2 separate regions of the Homo sapiens genome follow, and region 2 is linked to region 1. Evidence: chromatin loops called from intact Hi-C (ENCODE). Cell type or tissue: IMR-90. All regions are shown on one strand.

Region 1 (2,500 bases):
CACTGCTTGATACAAAGTAATATGCGATGTTTTAATAACACCAGTGACAGTATAGTGATACATGTGATGATACTAAAGCTGTGCTTTGGAGTTAAACCTACTTGCATTCACATCCCAACTTTGACAGTTACTAGCTATGTAACCTAGAGCAAGTTACTTAATTCTGTGAGCCAAATCTCCCCCATCTGCAAATGAGCATAAGTCTGCCCACCTAATAAGAGCCCTGTGAAGATTAAATTAAATAATGTATATAAAGTGTTTAACACAGTGCCAGGCACACAGAAACCACTCACACATTTAATTTTTGTTGTAGTAGTCATTTTTGTTATCTTAATACTAATGGCCCATGTTTTCATTGAGGGAAAAAATTTACTTAAGAATGTCTCATTTTTCCTCTACACAGTCTTTTAGTAACCAGCTTGTGTTGATAAAAGGAAAGCTGGAAGGTTTAAAGCAAGATTCTATATATGAACTTCTTGCTCCTTAATATACAATGATGTTAATCACACAATGGACTCATCAGACCTACTATGCAATATCTAATCTTTGTAAGTTAACTGACTACTCAAATATTTTCAGAAAACAATCAACATTGTATGCAAAGGTTTTTGATAGGATCATCTGAAACACTGGCTAATTTTGAACACCAATCTTTCTTCACTAAAATGAACAACATCTAAATAGGAAGTAAAACAGGCCCATGTATAATTTTAAAACAGTTAGAATTTATATACCAGCAAACTTATTAAGCTGGCCAGTTTCCTGAGGGTCTTTTTTTTCTTCCGTGAAATGAAGTAACTGTGTAATTGCAAGCTTACAGCATGGAGATATTTTGAGAATTAATCAGAATGGAATAAAGTACTCTGTACCAATTTCAATATTGGCATATGTATTTTTAAAGAATTAACATTAATTATATACTTACATTTATTCACTCAATAAAAATGTTCCCAGTTGTACATTGTAAGATTTTGCAGACTAAATTAAAAGATTTATGGCAACAGTAACAGATTTACTTCTATACAGTGCAGTGATTTTAGTGGTAATATTAATTTGAATATCTAATAAACTACTAAATAGTACTTCAAAACATCATAAATTTTAAATTACAACATAGCAACTATGATATAGATTTATGCTCATCTTCTTTGGGGTATCTATTATTATTCAATATCTGGCCATCTTCCAGCCAGTTAAGAGAAAATTTGAAGACCAAATTTGGCCAGAATCTTTTCAAAGCTGAAAGCACTTCTGTGTGCCTGTTAAACATCCAACATTATTTTATAACACATTATTTATACAAGAAGGGAGGTGAGCCTAATTTTGCAAAAACAAAGACATATCAGTAGTTTTATGAAAGTAGCATACTTCATGAATTAGAGGGCATAAAACTATGCACAGCTGCTTGACTACTGAGTGTCTTGATTACATAGTTGAAACAGGTGATCCAGTGCTCATGGTAGTAAAAGTATGTCTTATCTTAAAGAATGTGGTAGATAACCTTCATAATTTTGTCCTTACATGCCAAACATATGACTCAAAATTATTTTTCTCACATTTTAGAAACTGTTAGGGAAAAAACTCCATAAAGATTACTTCGATTTTACAGTGATTATTTGTCAACAGCTGACATAGGTAAGTTACACTTATGGTCAAAGATTGAAAAGGCATTAAAAAGTAAAAAATATTTCATTCATTTTTTTCACACTTATGCCTTTTCCCCATGTACCCCCCTCTCACTTCATACACAACAATTTTAATGTATACTATTTTGTATGTGTTCGAAATGAACATTACTGTTTTGTATGAATGTATTTTTATTGTTGTAAAATACACACAACATACTGTTTATCATAAAAAAGTGAAAAATATGCAGTTATTCAGAAAAAATATATTATTCCAATTGAATTATGCCTTTAAAATTTCCCTTTAAAGGAAAAACATTGTATGAACTTTGAGAAATTGGTTCTCTTTTTTATTAATTAATTATTAATTAGTTTTTTATTAATTATTGATGTTTTCCCTTGCCAGATTGAGCATACACAGTGAACAAATTCACAGTCTATGTTTTTAGATTTAATTTAAGTTGCTGGTAGTTATGTTTTTAATAAACATAGCAATCATTCGAAGCATGCAAATTAATAAAGAGTAAATGTTCTTATATTTTTAATAGAAAAAAAACCTTTACCTTGGTGAGTTTAGCATTGATACTTGGAAAGATGTTAAATCACTTTTCATTTCCCAATCTTGCAGTACTGTTACTACCAAACATCTACAAAAAGCATTTCCTCTGAGGATAATACATCTGTCCTCTATCTTTTGTCCTTTCATCCTTCAGGCTATTTCCTCTCAGAAAAGATTTCCATGCCCTTCTCCTTGTGTTGGGTTTGACAACCTGCGATGTGCCCTAAACTTACTCACTCTGACTTGGAGTTCTCCCTTGACTCCCAACTGTTAATTCTGTAAAAGCATGGACTGTATATTTGCTTACTATTGCATT
Region 2 (2,500 bases), 420 kb before region 1:
TGCTGATCTGTGTGAGCTGGGGCATGCCACCTGACTTCTCCAGGCCTTGGTGTCCTTGTCCATTGATAGAGAAATTGGGACAGGATGGTCTTAAAGCCCTTTTCTCATTTACCCAATCTGTGAGCTGTTCTTGTCAGTGTTGTCTGTTGTGTATTTGCAATTGCCTTTGTTAGAGAGACAGATTTTCTATATATATATATATATAGAGAGAGAGAGAGAGAGAGAGAGAAGAAACTGACTTGGATGTTCTCTTGAGGGCAGGGCCTGGCTCTTCAGGCTGTTGTACTGGTTTGTATTTCTCTAGACTAGCCCCTGATGCACTGCTGTCTCTGGCTTTTCTCTCAGCTCACCACAGAGCTGCTAAACCCTGTGGTGGCATTTTACCTGGGTCAGTTGAATGCTGTTTCTTGTTAATGATTCATGAAGGTATCTCCACACCCTCCTTTCCTCTCTCATCATTTTGAGTAACAAAAGTATCCAGATGTGAAGGTAAGATACTCATGTCCTGTTAAGAAGAGCTCATTTAAAAGTCCTCCCTACCTTGAATCTGGGCTTAGAGGAGATTCTTTGAGCCTTTGTTCCCTTGGGACCGAAGTTGAAGCAACAGAGCTTGAACAATTTTCTTCATAGTTATAGAGCACTTTGCAGTTTGTGTATCATTCTTACATAAACTGTATTGTGTCTGTGTAGATGTAAAGTGTGCAGATTTAGGGAAAAGTGTAAATAAATGTAAAAATGTTCAGAAATATATGTTTCAAATGTTCTTTTACCTTTCAGTGCAAATAAGAAAAATCTCCCTTCCTTCCTTCCTTTCCTACAGCATTTAGTGACGTCAGGTAGGTGTGGAAGGCAAAGGAAATAAAAATGTCTCAAACTATTTCTAAAAAGTCACTAGGAAATCCAACTAATGAGAAAAGCTCTACTTCTGATTTTTATGGTAAGAAATTGAATTACTCTGTTAGTGTGTGCACAAAATGCCTCAAGATTGATATAATCTAATTATCTCAGTTATATGACTCAGAATTATTATTTTACACTACAAAGAGTAGGCACAAAGTTAATAGTGTAGGAATCCAGGAATAATGATGACTTACAGACTTTGTGATGGAATTCTGCAGGCCATGGGTCAGATAACCGTGTGGGGGGGGGGGGTCACAATTTTCCAATTTTTACATTAACATCTGGTATTAAATGTCTGCAGTTTGCTCTACTGCGTCACATTTCATTCCTTGGTGAGAAATCATAAGCTTTTGCAATTCTCTAGCCTAAGCCTTTAGCTGAACTGCCTGGAAGCCAGAACTAAATGACCCACGTATTACCAAATGTGTATTGCAAAAGATTTGGAGGACCTTGCTGGGCTAATCTGTAGTTTGGGGCTATGACTTAACCCTATCTGTCCTTGAATTTCAAAACTTCCTGGCAGATCTATTCCTGTAACTGGTGCAGAATACAAATCAGCTTGGAGCTGCATACATAAACATCCAGATTTCAAGAAATAATAATGATTAGTTGGCCAGATATCTCTGGCTATCTCAATTCAGATTCCCATAAGGTTTATAAGGGCAAGTTAAAATTTTTAATAAACTGCAGCCCTAGACTTACACAGAAAATTCTTACTGGAGCAGGATGCATGGAGAGATGATAGTTAACTTGGAAGTAAAGTAATGATCAAGAAGAAATCTAGTTGTTTCACCCCTTGTAATAAATGTTTCTATACTCCCTGCCTTCTTCTAGGTAAATGTGAGCAATGATTAGGATGCTTCTTTAACAGCTGATGATTTTCCTTCTCATCCCCTTTCTGTCTCTGCTCCAGTATGTGACACTATAGAGATACAGGGAAGTATGAGATAATGCACCAAGATTGGACAGAAATAATAATATTGACCCCAAAACATCCTCAGAAAAGGTTTTGAATAAAATTCCTGTTACTGAATTTCTTGAGATAATGTCACTTTCATTAAATGACTACTGAAAAAGAATAAATTAATTTGGGATTATGATTAGTGACTGGGGGAGATATTAAGCTTATTTAACAAACAGTTGGACAGGGACACTGACCAATAAGAATGAACATGGGCCATCAATGGCTAGTCTTGCCCCACTGCTAATGGCAGCTGGCACTCTGACCTATTTGGACCACGTGATAAGTCACATTTGAAACTATACCTATTTTTCTTTATGAGGTGCCTATTTGGTCTAAACCAGATAAAAACAGCAAGATTTTTTTTTAAACCAAGTAACACCAAAAACACTATAGGGCAGGTCAAAATATTTTCCTGGTATCGTTTTGTGTGGTAGCTAATAGTTTTCTGAAGGTACGAGATGATGTGTTTTGAACAACAGGAATAGTTTCTAACTGCATATTATTGACAAAATATGTTTAGGTATTGTGTATGGTTTTTTGTCTCAATGAATACTAACATTTTTAATTGAAATATTTTTAAAAATATATATTTTACAATTATAATATAAATAATTGTGGTTCATAGTTTGGGAGCTT

Evidence for each region. Peaks named below come from ENCODE experiments on the same cell type or tissue, not always from the same donor. Only the 100,000 strongest peaks of a DNase experiment are listed, where the experiment ranks them.
Region 2: a loop joins it to region 1, with 2.9 times the contacts of the local background. A loop is called at or near these places in 2 of 110 quality-filtered maps.

The regions. Positions count from the first base shown.
Region 1 is chr15:49,434,342-49,436,841 of GRCh38, reverse strand. The region is part of intron 11 of FAM227B (family with sequence similarity 227 member B); the gene reads left to right. The region is part of intron 2 of FGF7 (fibroblast growth factor 7); the gene reads right to left. Among named protein-coding and RNA genes, the nearest start is that of FGF7, 12 kb to the right of the region's middle. In IMR-90, no CTCF peak of the experiment used is centred here; a DNase peak (open chromatin) is centred at 1,431; H3K27ac peaks cover 810 bases.
Region 2 is chr15:49,854,850-49,857,349 of GRCh38, reverse strand. No RefSeq gene overlaps it. Among named protein-coding and RNA genes, the nearest start is that of DTWD1, 240 kb to the right of the region's middle. In IMR-90, no CTCF peak of the experiment used is centred here; a DNase peak (open chromatin) is centred at 1,269; H3K27ac peaks cover 1,792 bases.